2 separate regions of the Homo sapiens genome follow, and region 1 is linked to region 2. A link is a loop called in an ENCODE intact Hi-C map of the cell type or tissue named here. Cell type or tissue: heart left ventricle. All regions are shown on one strand. Each heading gives the region's core, and the rest is flanking DNA. Links, peaks and the distances in the headings are about the cores only.

Region 1 (15,779 bases), core at 3,664-11,663, 320 kb before region 2:
TATGTGCAAGCCCTTAGTAAAGCACTGACAAATTATCTTTAAAACATAATCTTTACCTTTAAGTTTTTATTCCATTTGGAATTTATCTTGTTATAAGTGAGATATGAATCCAACTTTATTTTTCCAGATGGCTACTCAGTTGTTCCAACACCACTTATTAAACAATCCGTCTTTCCCTACTGATTTCTGATTTGTCACCTTAGGCATATGCTACATTTTCATATGCATTTGGGTCTGATCCTGAACTTTCAATTCTGTTCCACTCATCTGATCTGTCATGCATGTGCCAGTTCCATACTGTTAATTATTTTATTGAGACTTCAGAGTGCGTGTGTGTGTGTGTGTATATATATGTGTATATATATATGTGTGTGTGTGTATATATATATATATATAATTTGTAATCTCTAGGAATATAATCCTCTCATTAGTATTCTTTTTCAGAATTTCTTTGCCTATTTTTAGTTGTATATTATCCCATAAGAATTCAGAACTAGTTTATCCAGTTAAAAAAAAAAACAACACAATTCTATTGGAGTTTTACTAGGAATGTGTGAAATCTGAAGGCTACCCTGAGTAAAACAGACATCCTTACAATATTGAGTTTTCCTGTTCAAGAATATGGTATACATTTTTGATTGTCCAAGTTTTCTGCATCCCTTAGATGATGTTGTCTGTACATAAGTTTTGGTAAGTATATTCCATGGTATTCTATCTTTTCTTTTTATAATGGAGATGGGGTCTTATTATGTTGCCCAGGCTGGTCTCAAGCTCCAGGGCTCAAGAGTTCTCCCACCTCAGCCTCCCAAAGTGATAGGATTATAGGCACAATCTGCTGTGCCCGGCTTCTGTCTTTTCTTGTTACTATTTTAAGTCAGATCTTTTCTTCTAACTGGTTGTTTGGGGTATGATCTGGCTTTTACCCTTGCTCTCTATAATGTGTGCTCTCCACACAGCAGCCAAAGTGAACCTTTAAAATGATGATTCAGATCAAGTAAGTCCTCAAAATCCTATAATGGCATCCTATCTTGGGGTCTTTTGTGCTTACTCTCCCCTCTACCTGGAATGCTTTTCTTCCAGATAGCTGCTGGGCTTTCTTCTTCACTTTGTTCAAGTCTCTGATCAAATTGTCATCTCCTTAGAGAAGCTTTCTGTGACCACCCTTTTAAAAGTAGTCCTGATCTACTTATATCCCTTTGCCATGCTTTATTTTTTCCTTACATAACTTATCAATGTACTTGACGTTATAATGTATCTTCATTTGTTTATTATCTGTCTCCCCCACTGAAATATAAATTCCATGAGGGCAGGGACTCTGTTTTGTTTATTGCTACATCTCCAGCACATAGAACATAATAGCTTGGCATATATCAGTTATTCAGAAAACATTTATGATATGGAATAGGTGAACCTTCCAACCTAATGAGCTCCAGGGCTCGGACGGCCGAGCTGCAGATGATCAGCATCAGGACCGATTTCTTCTCACTGTGGTTCTTCCTAAGTTTTACCCACTTAGGACAAACTGGAAAAAAGAACAGAAAACAATTATTTGAAATATGGCAAAACAGGGCACACCTCCCAAGTTGAGCATTTCTTCTTTGTTGAGTATTTAAACAAAACAAAATATAGTAAGCATGGTTCATTATAATTACAATTGTAATTCAATTTTCTGGTTATTGTAAATATTAGATTAAAATAAAGTATCATTAATTTGTAACACAAAACAAACATACCAAGTCCCTAAATGTGACTAATTTTAAAATTAAGTAAAAAAATTTGGAATATTACATTTTTGATATTTTAATTTAGGTTTGATACTTGAAGACAATGTTGATTAAATAGGAAACAAATGCTGATTCAATCATGTTAAATTTTAAAGGGACATTCAACATAAGATATAAAATGGAACAAACATTTAAAAACAGCAAACATTTACTAAATACTGACATGGTGCTAAGCACTTTACATACATTTTCTTTTTAGTTCTCATAATCTAGTGAGTTTGATTCTATTATTACCTAGATTTACATTTTCTGAATTTGAAGCTGAGAAAGGTTTATGAACTCAAGTTGAGTGTCATCAGAATTGCTTGTAGTTTGAAAGAAGAATGGAAACTCCCTATATCTAAACTATTTCATTGCTGGCCATGAATAAATGAACAGTTGATATGAATAATTTAATTACTGCTGGCTACATATAATACATATTGAAGGGCCAGACACAGTAGCTCATGCCTGTAATCTCAGCACTTTGGGAGGCTGAGTGGGGAGGATCTCTTGAGCCCAGGAGTTTGAGACCAGCCTGGGCAACATAGAAAGACCCTGTCTCTACCAAAAATAATTAAAAAAAAAAAATTAGCTGCTTGTGGTGGCACACAACTATAGTCCCAGCTGCTTGGGAGGCTGAGACAGGAGGATCGCTAGAGCCCAGGAGGTTGAGGCTCCACTGAGCTGTGACCAGACCCACTGCACTCCAGCCTGGGAGATGGAGTGAGACCCTGTCCCTCTCCAGCCTCCCAAAAAATAAATTTTGAAAAGATAAAATTAGATTGACTTCACAATAGCCATGGTCTGAGTGGTAAACATGCAAACAGAATTTCAGAATCTCACAGATGGAACACATATCACATAGTCCATCTTCCTTATTTTTCAGATAGGAAATTAAGTCCAGGGGAGTACTCAGTGACTCGTCTCAGGTCAAACAGCAAATTGGTGGGGGACCTGGGACTAGAACACCATTCTCTGGATTCCTAGAGCAATAATGGCCTAATGTGTTATAAAACAAAAACGAGACCAAAACCTAAATTCCCAAAACCAGAGCAAAATAAGAATGAGTTTAAATAGATTAAAATCAGAGTTTACTTACTTTCTTTTAGGTATGAGGAAAGACTGTGAGTCAAATCATTGGCCTTGAGGAAACAGGAGTCTAGAAATATAATAAACATGCTTTGTAGATAATTTTGTAAACACACACACAATCAAAACAGATTATATGTGAGTTATGAGTGATGTATAAGGTTGTAAAATATTAGTGAATTGGGGGCCCATTTTATATCTTAAAGTGTTGCCTATATTTAAAATAACAGCAGCAGCAACAAGTAAACTTTTAACCTGTCACGGAGCTGCCCATAATTTCTTAGAGCAGTGAAATAGGAGCTTCTTACATCACTCAGCAGATTTATGAAGCAACTTTATTTTCCAAATCCATAAAATAGGGACTACACAAATGCAAAATGAAGTGGCTAACAAATCTATGTAAACATGTTGAAACTCACTAGTTATCAGAGAAGTGCAAGTTAATATAATGAGCATACTTTACACACTCATTAGAATGGCAACTATTAGCAATATGTATAATACCAAGTGTTGTTGAGAATGCAAGTTGATGGAAACTCTTGTGAACTGTAAGTGGAAGTATAAACTGGTATAGATATTCTGGAAAGTAATAATATTAATATGTATATACCCTATAATTCTATCATTTCAATTCAAGGTAAATAATAGAAAGAAATTCTTGCATGGTCTATTAAGGTACACACACAAGGATATTCATCCTGACATTATTTGTGATAGCAGGGTGCTTGAAGCAACCTAGGTGTCCATATCTGGGGAAATGGATGAGTATATGTGGTAGATGGAAACGCTGGAATATTATGTGGCATTTAGAAGCAATGAACTAGATATGCATAAAATTACTTAGTCATATCTGGAAAAAGTGTCAAGTGAAGAAAGAAACAGAACGAAAGCATTAGCACAAAGCCATTTTAGATACATTTTAATATGTATATACATACACAGGATGACATATTTTATAAGAATATATATATATTTTTAAAAATTCCTATCATATGAAAATAGAGTTTGGATTAGGGAAGAATGAGAATAATGTCTCAAAATACAACACAACATAACAATACAATAAAAAACAATATAACACATTAAAATAAAACAGGGGCTGGACTGATCAAAATGAAATTTATGTTGTGACCCAGCACATATAACTCATTAAGTGAGTAATTCAAAGCTGTTTTCTCCTATATTGTTGTGGAGCCTTTGGTGGTCTTTATAATGTCCCAAGCCTGGATATGATCAGACTCACCTGGAGAACTGAAGATACAGATTTCTGGGATGAAGTCTCTTTTGCATAGTGAATTAGAATCTCTTGGGGGTGGGCCTGGGAATCTGATTTTTAAGAAGTTCCTGGGTGATTCGGTTGCAACTAGCCTATAGGCAATTAGGAATCACTAATCTAAATCACACTGCAGCTCTCAGGAGACAGCAGAGAAGTTAATTAGCTCCGGGTGACTCCAACCTTGAAATCCTAATTAAGTGCCCATGTGTATGACATTAACAATGTACAGTGCACAATATTAATTGAAAAGACATGTTCCTGCCCTACAGACACAAACAACCTCAAATCAAAACCAAGTCAGAGGCTCGACAAACTAAATAGGAACAGTATGTTATTATTTATATCTACCTTATATGTGTATATATAAGGGGATTTATGTCCCTCCTTGAGCCTATTCCAAATAACCCACTGTATCTCCTTCCCCACATCTAGCTTAGATCTATTCTCTGTCCTTGGTCTCATCAGTGTAGTGACCAGGGCCTGTTCTCTCAAACCTTCCTCTGATGTCTCAGTTTATTGTGTCTTAAATGGCCTAATTTTTTTAACTAAAAATAAAAACCTGTCCTTTTTGGTTATAACGTTATTTCAAACATATTTTCCTTCCTCCCCAAACCATGACCACACATTCTTGCCTAACTATATTACTGAACTCTAATAAAACAATAATACCAAACAAATTCACTATGGAACTCAAATGACTCCTTAAAAGTTTCTTCTGAGCTTTGACTCTCTCTAACTCCAGAGAGGAGCAAGGTTTACGATGTTCCATGAGGTTACAGAACAGCAGTGGTCCCACTGCTCACAAATCCTTCCTAAGTTCAAGTTGCTCTAACAAAGAACTAGAATGGAAAACTGACCATTGAGTCACAGTAAAAATTAAACTTCAGTTAAAGCTTCAAAAGTGGTTTTGTTAGAATAGTTCCTGTGATAGTGCAGTCAGGACATAGTTTTCACAGCAGAGGCCGTGGTGTGCTGAGAAGAGTGGATTATAACTGCTATTGGAACTGTCTGGGCTTAGTAAGTCTAAAAGTCCAGATCCTGCTCATGTGCAAATGCACTCCTTCAATTCCCTAAAGGGTAATCTCCTTGGAAAACAGACAGGGCACTCATGTCTCCAAACCCAATGTGTGTTTTTGAAAAAGGATATCACAAAAGAATTATAAAAATTCAGGGAACAGATTGTTTTTCAGCTTCTCAAGCTTCTAGAAAGCATAAAGTTGTAATGGAAAACGGAAATCAAGCCACCCTCTACTTTTTCCAAAAGCAATATTAGATATGCCTAGTAGTCTATAAATAGCTCATCTGAAGCAGTTGTACCCAAACTTTTATGGTTTGATTTTATGACAACATCTATTTCCTCCCATCCCTGCCTAAAAGAGTTAAAGGATGCATTATAATTTTGAAATTAATTAAAATTAGTTGTTTAAGCTGGGTATGGTGGCACGTGGCTATATTCCCAGCTACTCGGGAGGCTGAGATGAGAGGATCCACTTAAGCCCAGGAGTTCGAGGCTGCAGTGAACTACGATGGTGCCACTGCACTCCAGCCTGGGCGACACAACAAGACACTGTCTCTAAAATAAATAAATAAATATTTTTAAAAAATTAGCTGTTTAAATTTTGTAATATCTTTTAGCTTAATTATAAATACACTAAGGCAGAGGATCTAAAATTCTAGTAGGCCTAAGAATCCCTTGAGGCAAAGTGTCAGCCTCGCAAAACATACAGAATTTTGTTCCTACCTTTTGACAGTTTGCTTGAAAGAGTCTGGCCTGCAACCTAAAATACTATTCTAAAAACCATGACTAGAAATCCATAATAAGAGCAACAACAAAACTAAATTGCTTATTAAGGCTAAAGTTCTTGTCTATAATAGTTGAGTAAATCAGTGTTTCACATCCATACTTTTAAATGTGTACTTCAACTTCTATCCTCATGATGAATTCCTACTCATTGAATAGTTTGTTAAAAATGCACACCCAACAATTAACCTTTTGAATAAAAAAATACAATCACAAATCTTAATATTAGATTTGACAAATACTGTTTAGCATCCAGTAAGGATATAATCTATCAGTTAAAACTATTTGATATAATCTATCAGTTAAAACTATTAGATTGAGGAAAAGAAGTATTATGTTTCTTTTTTTTCTTTGAGATGGAGTCTCGCTCTGTCCCCCAGGCTGGAGTGCAATGGCGTCATCTTGGCTCACTGTAACCTCGGCCTCCCAGATTCAAGTGATTCTTCTGCCTCAGCCTCCCAAGTAGGTGGGATTACAGGCGTGTGCTACCACACCCAGCTAATTTTTGTATTTTTTAGTAGAGATGGGGTTTCACTATGTTGGCCAGTCTGGTCTTGAACTCTTGACCTCAAGTGATCCACCCGTCTCAGCCTCCCAGAGTGCTGGGATTATAGGCGTGAGCCACTGTGCCTGGCCTGAAAGTATGTCTCTTTAAACAATTATTATTATTATTCTTATTTTTAATAGCGATGAGGTCTCACTGTATCGCCCAGGCTGGTTTCAAACACCTGGGCTCAAGCGATCCTCTAGCCTCAGTCTCCCAAAGTGCTGGGATTATAGGCATGAGCCACCATGCCCGCTGGAAAATGTGTTAATTGACTGCCTGAGACACCTAACCATAACAGATACTTATGTTTTGCTCCTTGTCTTTAGGAAAATTGAAGCTTGGCTATACCTGGCAGGTTCAGTTCTTCTAATTCAATCACCAAGCGTCTGCTGCTATAATAGTCCTTCATCAGCTTCTGTAGGTCTTCAGGTAACCCTGGTTTTGGTTCTGATTTTGCAAGAACATCAGTAATTTTCTTCTAAGATATGAGAAAGAAGAAAAATGGGACGACATATTTTAAAATGGCATTTGGTTGGAATAGGTTAGTTCCTCTGGCATTTAAACGGCACATAGCTTTTGGTGTTAGCCAAGTGTGAATGTGGGTTTTAATAAATACATTTGAGAAAATTCACTAAATACTTCTTGGACATAACTATTGCTTTGAAAAATGAAAAAATGATCTAGAAAGCTCCCTGTAACTCTTGGTCTATGACTTCCAAGATAACTAAATTTTTGCAGGCATCTCCATACTGGGGTATTATTTTCTGTTAAAAGTAAAGAAATCTCATTGCTATGGAGAGCTCTCTTTTAGCCCTAGATGATTTATATTCCTGTAGGATTAGAATTTTGAGAATTTCTTGCCCAATCTGGTTTTTGAGGTGCTGAGTCTTAGTTTGGATTTCTGTCATTAGTGTAAAACCCGCAGTAGGAATCTGAGCATAGGGGCCTACTGAGAAGGGGACTTAACACCCTCGATTCTCAGGTCTTGGATAACTGATGGTATTAAAGTGGCCCTATGCAAAGTAGAAAAAATATTACAGGAAATACTTTCCAACATCGATTTTGATTTGGACTCATTTGTGTAGCATGTATTGAATGCTGCAGTAGTAGAAACCCACAATCATTCATTTATTTCCATCATAAGCTTCCCTTCTCACTTCCTTCTAATGTTCCACCAAAGATCCAGAAGGAGCATTCCCCACCCCTGACCCCAGATTTTCCCCCTCCTTCTACAATATCCTCATTTCTAGACACTTGCCAAGAATGGTCAAGCCTCTGTCAAAGAAATTAACTTTTAAAAATATGTCATCAGTGGGCACATTTTAGTGTGACCTCAGTCAAGACTAAACTATCTAGCTAGAGTTTTGACCTTGAGCCACCAAGAACTTAACACTCCAGAAGGCCATTAGTGTACAAATTATCAAAGCGAAGTTAAAGTCACTTATTTAAGGACTTGCCAAACCTCAGCCAATTTGGCATCTCCCATTTTCCTATTTGGCCATTTGTAAGAAAAGAAAACATATGCACACACACTCTCAGTTTTCTAAAAGCTTGCTGTTAAGTAATAGGTTTGAGTCCATCTTCTTTCCTCTAATCCCAATCGTATTTCCTCGGCTGACTTCAGCAGCAGACCCCTCTTGGCAGGGAGAGAATTACACTGCTGTTTTCACAACTGTGGGAGAAGGTCATAGCTAACCATACTTTCTCCAAGGCTGAGCCATAAAAAAGTTTGTATATGAGAAAGAGTCTTTCCTGTGCTCACCAGCAAATATCAAAATGCAAGGTAGGGGAGCTTTTTTGACCTAATTTATGGTTCCAAATTAGTCAGAAGTGCCTCATACTACCTTCATCTGCTTATTATTTTCTTTTTATTCATACTTTAAGGTATAAGGTCTTAAAATCCGGAATGAATAGAAAAAGGAGGTTGGTATATTTCTTTTCATGGACAGAGCCAGAAGGGCCGGGGGAGGATAGCTCTGGACTCCTTCTAGAATTAGAAATCTATGTCTGACATCTGACCACACTGAAAACATAGGGTGGGTAACAAAGATATTTGGCACTCCACAGGACTGAAATAGGAGTCAGAAGAATTTATTCTTAGCTCCAACAGAAACACTTATTAGTAGTGACCTTAGGAAAGTCACCAAACCTCAAAGAATCTTACAATGTCTGCATCTCTTAGGTGGGGATTACAATAGTTGCCTCAAGAAAGTATGATATATAAAAATGTGATGGAAACCATGTGGGGCCATACAAATTTAAGAAATTATTAATATTACCTTTCTTCTTTTCCTGGTCTTGGTGGTATTCTCTTTTCTTTCCTTTGGTTGTATCAAAAAACATTCTTTAGGCTATTAAGAAATACAAATGAGAACATTTTAATCTTTTCATGATAAAGTGTCAATTAGTGGCATGAACCCCAAAGTACTTTCTGCCATGCATGTATTCTTCAGAGTATCTTGGTAATATTCTACAGAAAGAGAGATGCTGGAAGATCTACCGTAGGTTACTATGCAGCGGTTGGGCTGAGAGAATTTGAGAAAGTCAGAAAGCGCAGATGACTTAAGACTGGAGAATCTTTGAGCAAGATCAAATTGTGAGTGAGTGTATATGTGTGCTTGGTGTGGAAGTGCAGTGTATTGGAGATTGAAGACAGTGGCTGAGTTTGTATAATACAGCAGAAATCGATGTGATTAAAATTAAGATGTGGTAAGACAGTCTTTGACTAGAGTGACTAAGGTTTTCCATGAACTAGCTGTGTGTGAGCCTACATTTCCAAGTCACTGGTTTATTGTTTTGTATTATACATTCCTTTCCTCTTTTCAATAAGCATAGAAAATCCAAAGTAAGATATATTAACTTACGTTTTTATAAACCAGCTGCATCAAATGCCTTTGCTATAATGACTACAAAATGAATGTCTTTGCTACTAGTCTGATAACCGTCTCAGCACCACAGTATCTAGAGTAATCTGTTTTGCCTGTTGCCTTGACCCCTGAGTACCCCAGTTTAGTACTATTTTTACCCTGAGGGCTTTTTTCTAATGTAGAAAAACAGGAAATTTGGACTAAGACCTTGATTTATAAAATAGAATGCCCCAGATTCCATATTTATTAATCATAAGCAGGAGTATAAAATGTTTCCTGTGCTGGACCTTTTATGCAACATTGTCAAACAAGTTGCCAAGTAAGATATAAAATGTAAGTGAAAACTTATTCTGAGTTTTCCTTGATTAACTTTCCATTCCAACCAGAGAATACTCAGTTTAAACTGATAAGCTACTAACTAAAGCAATCTTGTCTCCACTGGCTCTGCTAAAATGATTACAGATGAATCTTTCTATGAAAGCTTGCAGACAGCCTGCAGATTGAGAATGTCTATGGCCTGAAGTCAGAGAGAAAGATATAATACTACATAATTTCTTCAAGACATGGGGCCAAAGACCCGCAGTTTCAAGATTCTCTTTTAGTTATTACAGAAATAGATTTAAAAAGTTCAGGATTAAAGTGACATGGGAAATCTTGAAATTTTAGTTTCCTCTAAGATAAAACAAAAAACCTGCAAAGAGCAATTGCATCATAGCTAAAGAAAAGAGAGATATGGCTTCTTTTATTTAGAAAGTTAAACTGTCTTGTGGATGTAGATACATGCCAATTTGATGCTGGTACATGCCAATTAGAGACTGTGCCAAGGCCACTAATATGTCACAGAAGCTGCCAGATGGCCATAAGAGTCCAATTACAAACCAGGCCAGTGTTCAGCTCATGTTCCTAAGGCAAAGGCCGGGATATGATTAGCAGATCCCTTAAACTATACTGCATTATCTCTACCAGTATCAAGGTTTTTGGGAAGCGTATTTAGAAACCTGTTACAATCTATTAACGTATGGAGGTGTTCTCGAGGAATATGTTCAGTGTACTGGTTGCATTTGTGCTAGGTTTACAAAGCCAATTAATTAAAACATGACATAAATTAAATCTAGAAATGAGCTCAATTGTAAGAATATGGACTCTTTAATTCTGGGAGAAAAAATAAAAATGTAATTCTGAATCATGCACAGGAAAACGAAACATGCTTGATGAACTGCTTTAGCCATGATATTGCTTCAGTTAAATGATAGGTTCAAATTCTTACATCATCCTAAAGGAAATGCAAAATAATCTTTGGTTTTGGAGACTAGTTACTTTAGCTGGCTGTGGTAGGGTGCCAATGAAGAGGCCAATTTTATGGGGTCAATTTCCATAGAGGTGAGATGACTTTATGGAGAAATCCAAATCCACAGTATTGAAAATTCTTACATTTAGTTAACTGCTTTATGAATGTTGCTGTTTACCCTCAGGGAGACTAGGTAGGAAGATGTGAAAGAATCCGGCCAAGCCACTAAGCATTTCTGGAAACCAATTCCAACACTGTGTGACTTTGACAGTTGATAAGTAATGTCATTTCTTTATATGAAATGTAGCAATTTTAAATATGTAGTCTGAAGAATCACACTCCCCTAAAAAAATGTTGCTTTTAAGGGAAGCAACTAGAGCATATTTTCAATTCCTTAAAGTATCAAAAATTACTTTAAGAATGATTCTCCTGGTTACACATGGCAAATGGACCTCAAAATACCAGTAAACTGAAAATAAAGGGCATTGAAAAGGACCTATTGAGCAGGATCTATATAAAAACCAAGAAACCAGGAGAGAGAACAACAGTAATGGAGAGATTTCAACAACTTTTTGGAAAATGGAAAGTGGCTGGAGCTGGATAGAAGTGACTTGGCACAGAGAGAAAGCTAGCAGCTGGGTTTCAGAAGGGGTGGAAGCTAACAATAAGTAAGTCTTTGACCTGCTCGACTCTGAGAAGGTCCAGTACTTTGGAGGCACAAAGTACTACAGAGAGTAAAGGGTTAAAAAAGAAGAGATTGGCTGAAAGTTTATATTTAGAATGATTAGCTACTCCTGTCCCCCACTAGGTGATATCTCCTACCCTGGTAGCCAAGCAACTATCCCATTACTGCTTCCTTTCACCTTGCCTGTCCTGCCAGCCGACTGGAGATCTATTCTCTGAAGACATCAAGAGGATCAAGGCTGGGCCAGGGGAGAAAGGGCAGAGGCTGAGGCTTGCCTCCATTTCCTGTCCCTATTCCATGCTTACATATTGCAGGCAGGAGACTACTGAATTCCTCTTTGGAAAAATGGAATGGCCTAAAAGAAATACCATCAGAGAGTGACGTTTGGGAGTTCCATAGTAAAAAATCCAGCTTGTTATCCTATCACCCTACCATGAATACACTAATTGACAAACCCAACTCATCACTGTTTCAGTGTATCTCTCTTCAATAAGAATGGATAGCTAAGGTTCCTCAGACATCTAAGGAAAGTCTCCAACACAAGAGCAAATAAATAACAAAAAGAAAAATGAACCTAGAGAAAAGTGGGATGGTACCTCAAAATAATGACAATTCATATCCTCAGAGAGATAAGGGAAGATTTTGCAACCATGAAACAAGAACAAGATGCTGTAAAAATGGGAAAAACAGTTAAGCATTAAAACAAATAAGAAATGTGGAATAAAAATAAACGAGGAAGGCTTGAAGATAAAGTAGAGGCAATGTCCCAGAAAGAGATGAAAAATGAAAAGAAAAAAGTGGTGAGAAAATCAGAGAATCAGCCCAAGAGATTCAATTTTTCAATAAATGATATTATAGAAAAAGAGATCACATAAAACAGTAGGGGGCTTGGCATGGTGTCTCATGTCTGTAACCCTAGTGCTTTGTGGGGCCAAGGTGGGAGGACTGCTTGAGGCCAGGAGTTTGAGACCAGCCCTGGTTACATAGTGAGACCCTGTCTCAACAACAACAACAACAACAAAAAACAGCCAGGCGTGGTGGCTCACACCTGTAATCCCAGCACTTTGGGAGGCCGAGGCAGGTGGATCACGAGGTCAGGAGATTGAGACCATTCTGGCTAACATGGTGAAACCCCATCTCTACTAAAAATACAAAAAATTAGCCAGGCGTGGTGGCAGGCGCCTGTAGTCCCAGCTACTTGGGAGGCTGAGGCAGGAGAATGGAGTGAACCCGGGAAGCGGAGCTTGCAGTGAGCCAAGATCGTGCCACTGCACGCCAGCCCGGGCGACAGAGCGAGACTCCGTCTCAAAAACAAAAACAAAAACAAACAAAAAGGCTGCGCGTGGTGGCTCACGCCTGTAGTCCCAGCACTTTGGGAGGCCGAGGAGGGCGGATTACGAGGTCAGGAGTTCAAGACCAGCCTGACCAACATGGTGAAACCCCGTCTGTACTAAAAATACAAAAATTAGCTGGGCGTGGTGGCGCACGCCTGTAATCCCAGCTACTTAGGGGGCTGAGGCAGGAAAATCTCTTGAACCTGGGAGGCACAGGTTGCAGTGAGCCAAGATTGCGTCACTGAACTCCAGCCTGGGTGACAGAGCCGAACTCTGCCTCAAAAAAAAAAAAAAAAAAAAAAAAAAAGAAAAAAAATTAGCTAGTGTGGTGGCGCATACCTGTACTCCTAGCTACTTGGGAGGCTGAGGCAGGAGGACCTCTTGAGCCCAGGAGTTCAACGTTGCAGTGAGCTATGATTGTACCACTGCACTCCAGCATGAGTGACAAAGTGAGACCCTTGTCTCTAAAAAGGAGTCATCAAAGACATAAAACATGACAAAATAAAATTTAAAAAAAAGAAATATATATGACAAACTTTTGTGTTGCCTGAAGGAAACTTTCTAGAACATAAAACTCCAGATTGAAAGCCCATTAGGTATAGGGTACTATGAATATGAAAAATACCCATACCAAGGAGCATCACTGTGAAATTTCAGAAAATCATGGGCAAAGAAGATTCTAAAATTTTCCCCTTCAAAATAATAACATACAAAATACAAAGGATCAGAAAAAAGAATAGTGCCAAGATTTCTAAAAAGCAATAATGGATGCTAGAACTTAATGGAATGATGCTTTCAAAATTATGAATAAAGTTTATTTGCAAATTAAACTTTTATACCCAGCCAAAGTATCAATCAAGTGTAAGAGTAGAATAAAGACATATTCAAATATGAAGTCTCAAAAAATTTACTTCCTACCTGCAGATACTGAAGGCTGTATTTCAGAATATAAAGGGTGAAACCAAACAAAAGGAAGCTATGGGATTTAGCCAAAAAGGAGTCCAGCCCAGGAGGGTGCTGAAGGGGCATCCTAGGATGACAGTTAAGAGGTCTCAATTGTTCAGTGGGCCTGGAGAATAACCAGTTTGGAGTGAAATAGAAATATGGAGTTTTGCAGCAAAACAAAACAAAACAAAACAACTAATCTATTTGAGCATATGGAAAATATTATTCATGGGAATGTGGAAGAGATGTTGGAACATATGGAAACAATTAACAATAGGAACAGAGTAAGCCAGGCAAATAAAGAAATGAAGCAACTGTTAATGCCATGAAAATAAAGAGCTGTATAAGAAAGGAGGGATGGTTATAGCTTCTTTCTCTCAGTGTTGAACAATATTTCCATCATCATAATGATGTAATAGTGACAACTGTTTTGACCAAAATGTGGTATCTTGTTGGCAGGGGAGGCAGCAGTTGGTGAGGAAATAGGAAGTATAATAGATAGGAGAACCATGTCCTCATATGCTATGTCAGGATGTCAGTAGATTATGTCAGAAATCGATAAGTCAAGAAATACCCGTGTAAACTGTAAGGCAGAAAGTAAGGAAAAAAGCTAGAGAAGCTGAAGTTTTCTCTTAGTAAATAAGTAATACTGTTTGATTTTTAAATTTTTTAAATTTTTATTTTTTGAGACAGAGTCTTACTCATTCTGTTGCCTAGGCTGGAGTGCAGCATCATGATCTCAGCTCACTGCAACCTCCGCCTCCTGGGTTCAAATGATTCTCCTGCCTCAGCCTCCTGAGTAGCTGGGATTACAGGGGTGTGCCTCCATGCCTAGCTACTTTTGTATTTTTTGTAGAGTTGGGGTTTCACCACATTGGCCAGGCTTGTCTTGAATTCCTGACCTCAAGTGATCTGCCCGCCTCAGCCTCCCAAAGTGCTGGGATTTACAGGCCATGAGCCACCACGCCCAGCTGATATTTTTTAAAAATATATGTATGATTATTAGGTTGGTAAAAATAAAAAAATTTAAATTGCCATTTTACAACAAAACAAGCATGTTCATTATAAAGATAAAAACAACTTAGAAGTGGCTTTTAGTTTCTTTTGGACATGGTCAAAGTTATTCAATACACACTCACCAAAATGTCAAACATTAAAAGGCCAATAACTCCAAATGTTGACAAGGATGTACAGCAACCAAAACTCTCACACACTGATAGTGGGGGTGCAAAATGATACATTATATAGGAAAAAGATCTGACAGTTTTTTTTTATGAAATTGAAGATGACTCAGCAATTGTCATGTATTTACTAAACAAAAATAAAAATACATGTTCTGCTCTGATGTGAACACTATACAAACATCACTATGTACCCCATAAATACGTAGAATTATTATGTGTCAATTAAAAATGTAAAAAAAATAAAAAAGCTTAAAAACCATTCCCCAAGAAACTTGTATGTGAATATTCATGGTGGATTTATTCACAATAGTGCCAAACAAGAAATAGTCCCAGGCTGGGGTGGCTCACACCTGTAATCCCAGCACTTTGGGAGGCCCAGGTGGACGGATCACTTGAGGTCAGGAGTTCAAGATCAGCCTCGCCAACAAGGTGAAACCCCGTCTCTACAAAAATACAAAAATTGGCCAGGCATGATGGCAGATGCCTGTAATCCCAGCTACTCAGGTGGCTGAGGTGGGAGAATTGCTTGAATTCAGGAGGCAGAGGTTGCAGTGAGCTGAGATCGCGTCATTGCACTCCAGCCTGGGCGACAGAGCAAGACTCCATCTTAAAAAAAAAGAAAAAAAAAAGAAAAAAAAAGAAATAGCCTCAGGTGTCCATCAATAGAGGAATGGATAAACAAAATGGTACATTTGTATAACTGAATACTACTCAGTGTTCTAAACTGAATTGTATTGCCTTGAAAGTCATATGTTAAAACCCTAACCCCCAATGCCACTATATTTGGAGATAGGGCCTTTAAAGAGGCAACTAAGGTTAAATGAGGTGTCATAAGGGTGGAGCCTCAATTCAATGTGACTGGTGTCTTTATAAGAAGAAGAGACACCAGGGATATGCACAGACAGAGAAAAGACCATGTGAAGACATAGTGAGAAGGCCATCTGCAAGTGAAGGGGAGAGGCCTCAGGAGAAACCACACCTGTAGACATCTTGATCG
Region 2 (15,779 bases), core at 5,324-13,323:
TGGCACAGAGGTCTATCAGTGAAGTGCATAACTTCTAAGCAATGTGACTAAATTTTTTCTTAACTAAGAATCAAGGACTTGAACATCAAACATTAATTGAACACTTTGGTTCAAGCAAGCCATTTGATAAATATAATAACCATATTAATAAAGACAGCAGCAACAACTAATACCAAATGCTTACCATGTGCCAGGACAATGAGAATCTTAGATGAATTACCGCATTTAATTTTCATAAAAAGCCCCTGAAGTAAATAAAATTATTGCCCCCATTTTTCATATGAGGAAATTGAGGCTCAGAGATGTTAAATAACTGCCCAGATCAATTAGTTGGTAAGAGTAGGGTCGGCCTTGAAGCCAGGTCTAACTGCATCATCTCAAGCTTGTGGCTATTTTCACAGCCTTCAGGCCAGACTGCCTACTAATTACATGTTACCCAAGCAATTTAAACTAAATATTCTTGCCCTTACTCTTTTACTAAGGCTCCTGGTGAAATGCAGCTGTTACTGATCAATGGTAGTCAAATAAAAAAGCAAGATAACTTTATCAAGATTTTCCTCTGTCATCAAATTCAGGAACTCTTTTGCATATTGTATATGAACTGACACAGCTCATATAATTACATAATTTCTAAATTACATATATATTTAAGTACATTCGATGAGTTACTAAAGCATCAATCACAAAATAAAATGCACTTTACATTTTTCAGATTAAAGAAGCTAATTGATCAAGAAATCAAGTCTCAGGAGGAGAAGGAGCAAGAAAAGGAGAAAAGGGTCACCACCCTGAAAGAGGAGCTGACCAAGCTGAAGTCTTTTGCTTTGATGGTGGTGGATGAACAGCAAAGGCTGACGGCACAGCTCACCCTTCAAAGACAGAAAATCCAAGAGCTGACCACAAATGCAAAGGAAACACATACCAAACTAGCCCTTGCTGAAGCCAGAGTTCAGGAGGAAGAGCAGAAGGCAACCAGACTAGAGAAGGAACTGCAAACGCAGACCACAAAGTTTCACCAAGACCAAGACACAATTATGGCGAAGCTCACCAATGAGGACAGTCAAAATCGCCAGCTTCAACAAAAGCTGGCAGCACTCAGCCGGCAGATTGATGAGTTAGAAGAGACAAACAGGTCTTTACGAAAAGCAGAAGAGGAGCTGCAAGATATAAAAGAAAAAATCAGTAAGGGAGAATATGGAAACGCTGGTATCATGGCTGAAGTGGAAGAGCTCAGGAAACGTGTGCTAGATATGGAAGGGAAAGATGAAGAGCTCATAAAAATGGAGGAGCAGTGCAGAGATCTCAATAAGAGGCTTGAAAGGGAGACGTTACAGAGTAAAGACTTTAAACTAGAGGTTGAAAAACTCAGTAAAAGAATTATGGCTCTGGAAAAGTTAGAAGACGCTTTCAACAAAAGCAAACAAGAATGCTACTCTCTGAAATGCAATTTAGAAAAAGAAAGGATGACCACAAAGCAGTTGTCTCAAGAACTGGAGAGTTTAAAAGTAAGGATCAAAGAGCTAGAAGCCATTGAAAGTCGGCTAGAAAAGACAGAATTCACTCTAAAAGAGGATTTAACTAAACTGAAAACATTAACTGTGATGTTTGTAGATGAACGGAAAACAATGAGTGAAAAATTAAAGAAAACTGAAGATAAATTACAAGCTGCTTCTTCTCAGCTTCAAGTGGAGCAAAATAAAGTAACAACAGTTACTGAGAAGTTAATTGAGGAAACTAAAAGGGCGCTCAAGTCCAAAACCGATGTAGAAGAAAAGATGTACAGCGTAACCAAGGAGAGAGATGATTTAAAAAACAAATTGAAAGCGGAAGAAGAGAAAGGAAATGATCTCCTGTCAAGAGTTAATATGTTGAAAAATAGGCTTCAATCATTGGAAGCAATTGAGAAAGATTTCCTAAAAAACAAATTAAATCAAGACTCTGGGAAATCCACAACAGCATTACACCAAGAAAACAATAAGATTAAGGAGCTCTCTCAAGAAGTGGAAAGACTGAAACTGAAGCTAAAGGACATGAAAGCCATTGAGGATGACCTCATGAAAACAGAAGATGAATATGAGACTCTAGAACGAAGGTATGCTAATGAACGAGACAAAGCTCAATTTTTATCTAAAGAGCTAGAACATGTTAAAATGGAACTTGCTAAGTACAAGTTAGCAGAAAAGACAGAGACCAGCCATGAACAATGGCTTTTCAAAAGGCTTCAAGAAGAAGAAGCTAAGTCAGGGCACCTCTCAAGAGAAGTGGATGCATTAAAAGAGAAAATTCATGAATACATGGCAACTGAAGACCTAATATGTCACCTCCAGGGAGATCACTCAGTCCTGCAAAAAAAACTAAATCAACAAGAAAACAGGAACAGAGATTTAGGAAGAGAGATTGAAAACCTCACTAAGGAGTTAGAGAGGTACCGGCATTTCAGTAAGAGCCTCAGGCCTAGTCTCAATGGAAGAAGAATTTCCGATCCTCAAGTATTTTCTAAAGAAGTTCAGACAGAAGCAGTAGACAATGAACCACCTGATTACAAGAGCCTCATTCCTCTGGAACGTGCAGTCATCAATGGTCAGTTATATGAGGAGAGTGAGAATCAAGACGAGGACCCTAATGATGAGGGATCTGTGCTGTCCTTCAAATGCAGCCAGTCTACTCCATGTCCTGTTAACAGAAAGCTATGGATTCCCTGGATGAAATCCAAGGAGGGCCATCTTCAGAATGGAAAAATGCAAACTAAACCCAATGCCAACTTTGTGCAACCTGGAGATCTAGTCCTAAGCCACACACCTGGGCAGCCACTTCATATAAAGGTTACTCCAGACCATGTACAAAACACAGCCACTCTTGAAATCACAAGTCCAACCACAGAGAGTCCTCACTCTTACACGAGTACTGCAGTGATACCGAACTGTGGCACGCCAAAGCAAAGGATAACCATCCTCCAAAACGCCTCCATAACACCAGTAAAGTCCAAAACCTCTACCGAAGACCTCATGAATTTAGAACAAGGCATGTCCCCAATTACCATGGCAACCTTTGCCAGAGCACAGACCCCAGAGTCTTGTGGTTCTCTAACTCCAGAAAGGACAATGTCCCCTATTCAGGTTTTGGCTGTGACTGGTTCAGCTAGCTCTCCTGAGCAGGGACGCTCCCCAGAACCAACAGAAATCAGTGCCAAGCATGCGATATTCAGAGTCTCCCCAGACCGGCAGTCATCATGGCAGTTTCAGCGTTCAAACAGCAATAGCTCAAGTGTGATAACTACTGAGGATAATAAAATCCACATTCACTTAGGAAGTCCTTACATGCAAGCTGTAGCCAGCCCTGTGAGACCTGCCAGCCCTTCAGCACCACTGCAGGATAACCGAACTCAAGGCTTAATTAACGGGGCACTAAACAAAACAACCAATAAAGTCACCAGCAGTATTACTATCACACCAACAGCCACACCTCTTCCTCGACAATCACAAATTACAGTAAGTAATATATATAACTGACCACGCTCACCCTCATCCAGTCCATACTGATATTTTTGCAAGGAACTCAATCCTTTTTTAATCATCCCTCCATATCCCCCAAGACTGACTGAACTCGTACTTTGGGAAGGTTTGTGCATGAACTATACAAGAGTATCTGAAACTAACTGTTGCCTGCATAGTCATATCGAGTGTGCACTTACTGTATATCTTTTCATTTACATACTTGTATGGAAAATATTTAGTCTGCACTTGTATAAATACATCTTTATGTATTTCATTTTCCATAACTCACTTTAATTTGACTGCAACTTGTCTTGGTGAAATACTTTAACATTATAAAACAGTAAATAATTTGTTATTTTTACCATTGCTTGCTGAATTTTCTTTTGGTCATTCTGTGTTATATTTCTGCATGTACAATAGAATTTTGTCTTTTGCTTATAGTCTCTATTAATTCTTCCTTAAAAACAAACAGGACCTATGTCCCATTTATGGTCAACTTCTAATCACATATTAGAGGAGAGAAAAGTGGTTCAAATAAATAAAAATTACATCTCTTTGATTTCAAAGTGAACTATAAGATCTTTCAGAAGCAAACATAACTTCATGCTTGGGATATATTTCAGTATCTCTAAGAGCCCAGCACAGTGCTTAGACTACATTAGGAACTTAAATGTTTATAATAATGAAATAAAATACTACCGAATAATTTTGGTTTTCATGAGCACATAGAAGCAGATGATAAAATTAAAAAGCTCTGACATGTGATAGGAAGCCAGAGAAAGTACATTTGGAAATATAGTTACATTGACAAATCAAGAGTTGACTGTATTTCTACCAGAGATCAAACCTCCCATAGAACATGTATGTCTACAACCAAATCTGGAACCAGCCACTGTGACATAAACTCTTGAACACTCTACTTCAAAGCAAAAAAAAAAAAAGAAAATGTCATTCTTGTTTCTTTTTCCTATGGGGTTCCCAAAACAGTTTGAATTACTTAATGTAGGTGCTACCTACCCTGTTCATAAGGGGCCTGCATTCAAAAGCTTACAGTTTTTTTTTTTGTTTTAACCTCTTACAGTTTTTTTTAAACAAGCAAATAAAAGCCAAAGATAGTTATGAACATAAGCTATAGAAAAGGCATATTTAAAAAATACAGTATGTTAGTTGAAAGAAGTAATATAGTGTGAATTTCTTCTGTGATTATTATGCCATTTACAATATAGATGAGAATAACTCAGCCGAATCCTCCTAGAAATTCTGATATCTGCCTCATGGGAGTCCCTGGGGATAATCCATACTTCTGAGCAGAGAACAACAGCTTTCAGGGAACATTTAAATTACAAGTATGGTCCCCAAGTCACATTCCAAAACGACGATTTCAGACAAAGTAGCTTATTGCCATTTCCCTTTTTCTAACCTCATAATTGTTAATTTAGTGTGGTTAATTTTATTGCCAGTTATTGATTTTAAATACAATTCATTTAGACATCCAGGCAAACTGTGAAGATCTTTAAGAATAAAAGGAAGCTTTCACAATTATCCTCCTTTCCCCTACAAAATCAATTTCATGATAGTAAAGCGAGGATTTGTTGACAGAAACACTTCCATGGTGACGAACTGCAACACCAACGCTATGGGCTTGCATCATCATTAAATAAATTTGGATGAAAGCTGAGGCTGCTGATGAATGAGAAAGCTTCTGTTTAAACACATTTATCTTAGGAATCAACAGTGACCCAACTGTATTACAAAATACATGATGGTCTAAATGTTTATTAAAACTGTTTTTAAGTCACCTTGGGCCAGAACTCTAGAAGGAATGGCAAACTTAATTTTAGCTCTTTCAAAACAGACAATGATAATGCTGCTGCTTCATGAGATCTTTTTCTAGTTACTGAGAGTGGGTACATGTAATATTTTGGAAGGCATCGATCAACTGATCATAAAATTATGAACAATGGAAATCAGAATTTAAGAACAAAGTCTTCCCAACTTTGTCACATAATGGCATAAACAAAACACATGCTTGTGTGGCACTGGGGGAAACAGATAAAGAGGCAGAGATAACCAGCCAAGGGATTCCCATCACCCCAGGTTCCTCTTGGCTGTCCCAAGTGCTGGTGGGGGACGGGGGGAGGGAAGAAATCCATTCTTGGCACACTTGTAACTAATAGAGTTTGGGAGCCAAATTTGGGCTATTCATCAGCCCACCCATTTTGAAAGGATTCAATTTCTTATGTGAGCTACAGAAATTCTCTATAATAAAGTTAACACCATAAGTCTTGTGTTCTATTATGATAATGCACAAATTCTCATTTAATCATTTGTTCCAGATTTTAACTATATAGAGGCTTCCTAAGTAGTTAATCTAACATAACTGGAAATTTACCAAACTTTCAAGGAATACCTCTTTTAGAAGTACCTCTACTGGGAGGATTCCTTCAGTATAATAATTTGTATCAGCATCAAAATAAATTTTAGGAGACAGATTAATAACGTGTAGATTATTACAAGTGTTACTAATTAAAGTTCATAAAGGCAGCATAATTTCTGCAAAACATCTTTTTTTCTATAGAATTACACCTAAAATGACACAATGTAGATTTCTGGCCTTTAATTTTGAAAAGATTTCTTATATTTTTTTGTGTGCGTGTGAGAGAGGAGAGAGAGAAAGAGATTGGAAGATTACAGAACTTCCTTTTTCATTGACAGATAATCATAGAACTCCCCCAAAAACCAGGAAGGAAAGAGGAAGTGACACTGGAAAATCTTCAGAAATCTTCATATGAAATATGTGGGGGTGGAGGGTTGTATTCTTTGGTCCATGAGGGCTCACAGAAGATAGACTGTTTTTTCGTCTCTCTGAAAAACTCATACCATTCTTTCATTGGTCTAAGTCCTCGCTTCAGAACGAAGTTTCATTTTACTCACATTCCCACTATCTCTTTAACTCTTTAAAAGGTAGAATCCTATCACAGATTCGAATGATTTTATCATGTTTTTTCTATTTAAAAGCAATGGCAAAACTTTCCCCAGGAGGATGCCACTGCTCTCTAGGGGCACTGACAAAAATAAAATTGTCATCCTTACTAGAAGGACATTGTGCATTACTACACTTGAATCTGTACACATAAGAAAGAATCTTGATACTTGTTCAATCAAGATCATGATAAAATTACATACACTCTTTGTAAGGTCTCCACAACTATATTTTACAATGCTAAGACATTAGGCTTGGGGTCTTCATGACACCAGTTTTATTAGTCCATTTTTATACTGCTATAAAGAATACCTGAGACTGGGTAATTTATCAAGAAGAAAGGTTTTATTGACTCACCATTCCTCATGGCTGGGGGAGGCCTCAGGAAACTTACAATCATGGCAGGAGGCAAAGAAAAGCTAAGGCACATCTCACCTGGCAGCAAGAGAGCGAGAGAGTGCACAGGGGAAACTGCCACTTTTAAACCATCAGGTCTCATGAGAACTCCCTCAGTATCACAAGAACAGCAGGGGAAACCACCCCACGATCCAAACGGGGATTTCAGTTAGGAGATTTGGGTGAGGACACAGAGCTAAACCACATACATAACCCATAAAGGATAAAATTAGGGGAGCTGTGAGATGGTCATAGAAGGGATATTTTATCAAAAATTTTAGAGATTTGTAGTCTAAGGATTCTATGGTCTTTACTGGTTGAAGTAAAACTCCCAATAAAAACGTTTTAGTAGCTTCTTTGATTCTGAATATTTACAAAGTGAGTCTCCTTTGAAATATGTTAGACAAAGGCAGGGAAAGACCTTTAAATTAACCAACACTCTAGCTTTTTCCTATACCCTGGTTTCTGTTATTAAGATTTTTTTCCTCCAAATAATCATTTTGCTTTGTAATCCCAAGAGAAAAGATAGGCAAAAATGCATGCCCCAAAACTCTTATAGATCAGCGTATCTCAGAGTAAAATCCAAGATACCTGTGTGAGAATCCCCTGATATTAAGTTCCACTCAGAGCTATCCAATGAGAACCTCTGGGGGCGTAGGGCCCAGAAAGCTGCATTTTAACAAACTCTTCTGCTGGTTAATTGTGCCCTAAAACGGTACTTCAAATTTTGATCTTTTTCTGGGCTAGCAATATGCTGTAAGATACTCTCTCCCAGTGCTGGGTAGTGGCAGTGAGCCACAGCTCCCAGTCAGCCACACAATCATGAGGGTAAACAACCGATACTGTACAGCAGCAGTTCCCAATTTGGCACAAGGGACTGTTTTCATGGAAGACAATTTTTCCATGGGCGGGGGGTTGGGGGGATGGTTTCAGGATGAAACTGTCCACTCAGATCATTAGGCATTAGCTAGAGTCTCATAAAGAGTGCTCAGCCTAGACCCCTCGCATGTGCAGTTCACAATAGGGTTCGTGCTCCTATGAGAATCTAATGCCACTGCTGATCTGACAGGAGGCAGAGCTCAGGCAGTAATGCTCGCTTGCCTGCCACTCACCTTCTGCTTGCCGCTCGGCTCCTAACAAGCCATGGACTGCTACCAGTCCGTGGCCCAGGGTTTAGAGGCCCCTGCTCTACAGTGTGCTGTGTTGCTAGACAATTTTGCCCAATTGTAGATTTATGTAAGTGTTCTCTGAGCATGTTTAAGGTGGGCTAGGCAAAGCCATGATATTCAGTAGGTTAGGTGTATTAAACATATTTTCAACTTTTAATATTTTCAACTCACAGTGGGTTTATGTGGTTCTAACCCCATCATAAGTCAAAAAGCATCTGTATTGACAAGCACTGGCAAATGTATTCTGACCATAGTCCCTCTCTTTAAATTACATCTGTAGTAGGAAATGTGGCTATTCTACCCTCTAGTGGCTGGCATGACAAACAGAAGGTTTATTCTCCAAGTTTTCTTTTTATTTAAAAGGAAAGCTCAATAAAAACTTCCATTTTATTGGGTGGGAAGATTCCCGGTTTTATAACTGTAGCAAAGCATAGATGCCTAAATCTTTGGCTGAGCTAAAGTAGGCTGTCTGACACCTACAAGGTCTGTTTCTCTCTCAATCCCAGGCCCTCAACTTAAATCTGTAGCATTTCTTGGGAAGGGTCCAGAACACACATTAAATAAGGCAGTTAGATGAACCAAAACAAAGGACTCCATTCAACTTATGGCACAGTGAAGCAAATACAAGAAAGAGCAAGGAAGACAAGTAGTTTACTAAGGTTCTCAAACCTTAAACCCCATTTAAATTCATTTTACTTAAACTTCAAGCCCTTTCCTTTCCAGCAGATGGACCCTTTCCATTCCTCAAGGTACATCAAGAAGGGTAAGGCTTTTGGGCAGTCAATATATCAGAGCAGCCATCCCCCAAAGGCAATGCTGTAGGGTAAGGAATCTTGAGGGAGTCTAGCGAGTTAACTGGCCAACACCTCTAAGTACTTCATAATTTGATAATGAATTAACACCATTTACATGGGAGCACTTACAAATCTGTCAACATTCCATCAGGTACCAGGTTTTACAGTTAGAATGCCACCATAAAAATGTATTCAGGAATAACCTTTGGCATTGCAGTCAGCCATTCCAGGGATAATCACTTTTATTTGTGGCATCATTTAAAATTTCATTGTCAAAATTGTTGATCAAGAGAAATAAAACTTATCTTATTATTTGAGGCAATATTTTGAAAAACTGAAACTAGTTTTCTTATTTTAGTGAGTTCTTCTTCCTCCTCATAGCCAAATGGTCCTGGTATGATATTTGAGGGGTTACCTGAGACCATCTTTTTTTTTTTTTTTTGGCCTGTTTTAATTTATTTATTTCAATAGGTTTTTGGGGAACAAGTGGTGTTTGGTTACATGAATAAGTTCTTTAGTGCTGACTTCTGAGATTCTGGTGCAACCATCACTCGAGCAGTGTACACTGTACCCAATGTGTAGTCTTTTATCCCTTACACCCCTCCCACTCTTTCCCCTGAGTCCCCAGAGTGCACTGTATCATTCTTATGCCTCTGTGTCCTCATAGCTTAGCTCCTCCTTATGAGTGAGAACATACAATGTTTGGTTTTCCATTCCTGAGTTACTTCACTTAGAACAATAGTCTCCAATTCCATCCAGGTTGCTACGAATGCCATTATTTCATTCCTTTTCATGGCCGAGTAGTATTCCATGGTGTATATATACCACATTTTCTTTATCCGCTCATTGACTGATGGACATTTGAGCTGGTTCCATATTTTTGCAATTGCGAATTGTGCTGCCATAAACACACTTATATGCAAGTATCTTTTTCATATAATGACTTCTTTTCCTCTGGGCAGATACCCAGGAGTGGGACTGCTGGATCAAATGATAGATCTACTTTTAGTTCTTTAAGGAATCTCCACACTGTTTTCCATGCTCGTACTAGTTTACATTCTCACCAACAGTGTAAAAGTGTTCCCCTTTCACCACATCCACACCAACATCTATTATTTTTTAATTTTTTTGATTATGGCCATTCTTGCAGGAGTAAGGTGGTATTGCACTGTGGTTTTGATTTGCATTTCCCTGATAATTAGTGATGTTGAGCATTTTTTTATATGTGTGTTTGCCATTTGTATATCTTCTTTTGAGAATTGTCTATTCATGTCCTTAGCCCATTTTTATGATGGGATTGCGCCTGTTTTGTTCAGCTCTTTAAAGGCTAGCCATATTTGGACAACTACAATATACAAATATAAGCCCTACAGACCTACAAAGCCTACCTCGTCCTCAGCCATTCCTGAGGCTTTTGGATAGGTGGAGGTGAGGTTACTAATGAATATTCATGCCTGTGGTGGTTACAAGCTAATACAGAGGGAATTGAGACTTCCGAGAGAGGACCTTTTAGAAAGGTCTAAACAATAGAGGGAGTTATCTGCTGTTCCGGCAAAAGGCAAAGGTGGTTGGTTATCTACATTATTTTTCTGCCACAGGCATAGTAGAAATGGAAAGCTCCAGTTTATCTGAAAACTCTAGTTTATAATTTGATATATTTGAAAGAAACAAAGGTACAATGTATTAACACAAATATAATTGTTCAAATGTACATATACTCTGGGCCAATCTGTCAATCAAGTGAGTGGAAACGATCCTTATGCAACCAAACTTGTGTCTCAGTGACATGCGCAGTGTCTTAGTATGCAATATGTTTTCTTCAAAGCATCACATGTACACAATCGATCAATCCACTGATCATGACACATTAAACTGTGTACCTCTTACTTGCCACTGGGGCAGATATTATGGAGATGAAAGATTCACTGCCCTTGAAGAGCTTATTAACCTGGGCAAAGAAATGAAACAAGAGTATCAGACAACATTTAATCAAGTGGGAAACTGTCAATCTCTACCAATAAACTGGAGATTAAGGAAGACCACAGTAGATTAACAAAGCCTCAGTTAAGTGAAAAGATTGGGGGAAGGAGCACTGGAGGCAGGCAAATAGATCAGGTTCTAGTTTATGCCTTTTCTAGTCAGCTGTGAGGCCCTGGACAAGTCATTTAACCTTTGTGAAATAAGCGAATTGAACTTGGTGATCTTTAAGATCACATCTGGTTCTAACTTCCAATGACTTCTGAATTTGAAGTCTTGCCACCCTCCTTAAATCATTTAAAATTCCTTTTGGGAAATAAAGTTGGAGCATAAATAAGCCAACAACCTGCATGAGTTTCTTTCCTCCAGAAATTAAACTTCTTCCTCATTTTTCCACTTACAGATGTCAAAACTACTAGATGTTTCCTTCTCTAAGATTCTATGAATTGGCTGGGCATGGTAGCTCATGCCTGTAATCCCAGCACTTTGGGAGGCCAAAGCGGGCAGATCATGAGGTCAGGAGTTCAAGACCAGCCTGGCCAACATGGTGAAATCCCATCTCTACTAAAAATACAAAAATTAGCCGGGCATGGTGGTGGGCACCTGTAATCCCAGCTACTTGGGAGGCTGAGGCAGGAGAATCGCTTCAACCCGGGAGGCAGAGGTTGCAGTGATCTGAGATCACGCCACTGCACTCCAGCCTGGGCGACAGAGCAAGGCTGTCTCAAAAAAAAAAAAAAAAAAAAAAGATTCTACGAATTAATTTCTTTTACCCCTAATCCTATCAGCTTTTTCTCCCCATTATTCTTTCAACTTTAGGACTATTAATGGTTTTGGCCTGGTAACTCTTTGTTGTGGGGAAGAAAGAGGTGTTCATGCACTGTATAATGTTTAGGAGCATCCCTGGCTTCTACTTACACACCATGTAGCATCCCCCAACTGTGACAATAATATCTCCAGACATGGCTAAATATTCCCTGAAGGGCAAAATCGCCCTCTGGTTAAAAATCACCACATTAAAGAGATGGACCAAGTGACTCTATAAGAGTTCCACTCTTATATAACACTGTGGGAAAAATCTGACAACTCATATGAAAACTCTTATGTCTGGTGTCTAGAGATGAGAACCTTGAATCTGATGAAACATAAGCCTCAAAGCAACTTTAAAAACCTATACTGAAGAGTTTTGTTGCATAATTGTTTCCACTTACTTGACAGACTGGCTGAGAGCATGTTCATACTTGAACATCTATATTTGTATTATTACAGTATTTTATACTTCTGTCTCTTTCAAAGATACCTGAATTCTAAACTAGAATTTTCAGGTCAACTAGAGCTTTCCATTTTTCATGTGCCCTTGGGAGAAATAAGAGTCTAGAAACCAACCACCTTGGCTTTAAATGGAGTCGGGGGAGAAGGGAATTGGTTTTCAGCAGGAATCCCAAGAATTGAAGAGATAACTCTCTACTGTTTAGACCTTTCTAAAAGGTCCTCTCTGAGAAGCTGCAATTCCCTGTGTATTATTAGCTTATAACCACCACAGGCATGAATGTCTTCTATTAGGATACAGGCTTCCTTCATTCCTCAACCAATCACCTACAAGAATGAACCAACAAATATTTATGAAGCATGCAATATTGCTCATTATTGTGCCAGGCAGCTATGCAGATGTTAAAGTTTGGAATAAAAGGTGGGAGTTAAGGGGTAGCTTAAAAGGTAACTAAGAGCTCAACACAGAGAAGGAACTATATAGACAGTAAGTACTACAGGATTTTAGAGGAAGAGCAGGTTACTTTCAGGTGGGATTTGGGGATCAGGCTTCAGAAACAGATGAGAATTGAGCAGGGGATACAGGATGGGGAAGACTAGGATATAGAGAAAAAAGAAAGGTGCTCCAAAGAGGTGCCCACAAGGTAAAGGTGTGGGGGCAGGCAGGAGGGCAGATAATCAACATTCAAGGAACAGTGAGCAGTGCAATGTGGATGAAGTTGAGATGGTTGGGGCAGGGTAAGGCTTAAAGGGCAAAGACCTGTTGATTGTGAAGAACCATGAATACAGCACTAGGGAGTCTCTGTGTCTTCACAGAAGGTTTCTGCATAGTGAGGTAACATAAAAGAGAGGGCAAAAAACAAATCCATTATACAATATTATTTTATTTTACAACAACCCTAGAAAGTGGGTATTATGACAACTTTAGGGATAAGTAGATTAAAACTCTGACATATAAGGAAAGCTGTTCCAGGTCATTCTGTTAGTATGTCACAAAACTGAGGAGTGAAAACAGGTCTGATTCTGTTGCCCCATTCTCTTTCCGTGGCAACACACTGAGTTGCAAGGGGTTTTAAATTCATTATAAGTTGAATTTGATCCTTTCCACAATCTGTGGTGACAGACAGATTGTCTAATGTTACCTCCTTGTGCTCCACCTCACAGATCTGCCACTTCAGCCAGAACACTCAGAATGTCCCTAAACATATGCAGGGCTTTCTCCTCCCCACTTCTCTACATGGACACAATTTTCATCTCTTGTCAAGTGAAGTAAGACCCACACTGAAGGGTCTGTATCAATGCTCGCCTCTTCTGAAACCTCCCATGATCACCATAGCCAAGAGTGATTTGCCTCTCCTTCCAACTCCACCTGCTTCCCTGAAGCCACTGTTAGGGTGACAAGAGATAATGAATGTGAGAAGCCAAGCCCCACACAAATGGGCAGGCACGGGGAAGACTGACCTGGGATAGGAGATGTGAGAAAGCAAGTCCAAAGAGAAGCTCATGTTCTCATTAGGAGACTGTTCTCAGAACACAAAAGGTGCAGTCAGTGTCCACTTTATCCTAAGGTAAGATTCTATAAGCAAAGGGCACAAATGCCAAGCATGAAGAATGAGCTTGGACAGGCAATCAATATGTGCAGAGCAGGAGGTACCTGATTAGCCTCAGAGATGATGGGATAGAAAAGCATCAGAAGTGAGTGAAAATGATTCACGGAAGGAACATCACAACCATGCACATCTGAGCTTATAAGTAGGTGGCTGCCTTGACAGTTATGATAATGACCCAAGACTTTCAGAAAAGGCAATCAAGGGATCAAGGTCCAGCCACTATAAAGACAAGCACCACCAACTTAGGCCACATTTGGTGTGATTCTGCCTTTGCAGAAACAGAAAATTTTCCCAGATGGTACACTCTAAATCTGGATTTCTATTTCTCAAGGAACACTGTAACTTAATAAGACTGGCACTCCCAAAATCATTTTTTAGAAATAATCACTATGTATCTTCCCAGGTCAGAAGGAGAAGTGTTGGGGTTCAACCCTGTCAGTCTCCAAATTCAGGAGTACAAAACTGTAAACCAAGGAAGCATCCCAAGTAAAAACTGCCACTGCAAAGGAAAGTTGTCAAGTTGGCTCCTATGTCTCCCCTCACAATACAATAATCTGCATCAACACAGACACTCTTCAAACAACTCAAAGTAATTCCTCAAAAATGCATTATTATCCTTTACAATTAGTGGTTTGGCTGTTTTTTTTTTTTCTCTCTTCTCTTTAACTAGAAAAAGCTATTCTTCTTCTATTCTTATGCCTTTTCATGGTGTTCTTGCCTGAATTCACTGTGCCTGAGATCAGTCACTTTTGAAGCCTCAGAAAACCACTGTTTTATATAAACAGGAGCTAACTAAAAACTGCAAGAGGTCCTCAAAAGTTCCATAACACAAGAGGCAGATAGTTATTCCTTTAGGGCAACAGGGAGGGAATCAGTGAGTACGGATCATGCTGAGAAGAACAGCTCTCATAGTAATTTATATAAGCAGCCCATTTATTTCATATGAAATTTCCTGATTATAAGAGTATGTATTAATTACAGAAACTGAAAAATATAAATGCTTCTGAGGCTGCTGATTATAGCTTCTAAGGACAATGAGAAGACTAGGGAGAACAATGGACGATTATTACTATTTTTTTAGGCCAAACCTATCAAATATGGTCCTATTCCAGGTTTTTCTCAGACTGCCAATAAGGAAGGAAATACGCTTTAGGGAGGCTATCCTGTCCTTACTGCATGGCTCTGTGCCACAAAGTGGCAAACCTTTCTGCGAGTACAAGTTTATGTAATTTGTCTGATTGGTTCAGACACAATGGCTGAGGGGCCAGCCAGGTTACTGGAAGAGAGGTGCAGGATTTCCTTTCCCCTAGCAAGCCAATCACTCCCTGGATAGTGGTTCAATCACTATGTACTGTTCAAGTAATGGGAATAAATGCCTCCTTAGGTGGCTGTTCTCAGAACTAGTTATATTCTTATCATTAAGATAGAGTGGCCTTGTGCAGAGGATGTGGGCACATGGTAGGGTCCCACAAAATTCATCTCAGGCTCTGGGAAAGGGATGTAGAAGTACCTATGGTGGGAGAAGAAAAGAGCGGCAGTTGAGTGGGAATTACATTTTTCTCTCTGGCTGTCTCAGGCACTTGAGTAGTATCAACAATTTCTCTACCACGATCCTCAAAGCAACATCTCCAAAATTTCAACTCTACCAAACAGTTCCACATGGAAGGCCCAACTATACACTTCAAACTTAGCATGCGCCCATAACCCAATATACTATCTTTCTTGAACTGCTCTTTGTCTCGCCTCTATTGATGGTCCATCACCTTCCCCACTGCTCAGGTTCAACATCTGGGAACTATTCTCCACTTCTCTGCTCATCCTCCACTCTGTCATATTATTTCTTTCTCTGTCCTCCCCACTTATTTGTACTACTACTCCCCAAGCCCAGAATTTAGGACAGATGGTACTGTAAGATAGTTAATCTACTACACTTAAATCCTCACCTCTATAATCCAGCCTTAAATACCATTCTGATCACAGCAATTCTCCAGCCTCCCAGAAAACAGCACTTAAAATTGCTTAGTGCCCAAAGTCCAAACCTTCTACCATGGCCTTCATCTTTCGTTTCATCTCCCTTTGAAACTCTG

Evidence for each region. Hi-C counts contacts between places; a loop is a spot of excess contacts. Peaks named below come from ENCODE experiments on the same cell type or tissue, not always from the same donor. Only the 100,000 strongest peaks of a DNase experiment are listed, where the experiment ranks them.
Region 1: a loop joins it to region 2, with 4 times the contacts of the local background. A loop is called at or near these places in 10 of 110 quality-filtered maps.

The regions. Positions count from the first base shown.
Region 1 is chr3:100,153,481-100,169,259 of GRCh38, reverse strand. CMSS1 (cms1 ribosomal small subunit homolog) reads right to left here. Exons shown (of 10, transcript NM_032359.4): 3 at 8,759-8,830; 4 at 6,828-6,957; 5 at 2,866-2,925; 6 at 1,420-1,522. It overlaps LOC105374009 (a long non-coding RNA gene), which reads left to right and starts at 8,556. Exons shown (of 5, transcript XR_007095984.1): 1 at 8,556-9,075. In heart left ventricle, for the core only: no CTCF peak of the experiment used is centred there; no DNase peak of the experiment used is centred there; H3K27ac peaks cover 7,551 bases.
Region 2 is chr3:99,836,004-99,851,782 of GRCh38, reverse strand. The region is part of intron 1 of CMSS1 (cms1 ribosomal small subunit homolog); the gene reads right to left. It overlaps FILIP1L (filamin A interacting protein 1 like), which reads left to right. Exons shown (of 6, transcript NM_001387850.1): 5 at 713-3,488. The region is part of intron 1 of LOC105374010 (a long non-coding RNA gene); the gene reads right to left. Among named protein-coding and RNA genes, the nearest start is that of HP09053, 20 kb to the right of the region's middle. RefSeq lists an enhancer at 7,787-8,288. In heart left ventricle, for the core only: a CTCF peak has its summit at 8,340 (motif pointing left); no DNase peak of the experiment used is centred there; H3K4me3 peaks cover 771 bases; H3K27ac peaks cover 3,457 bases.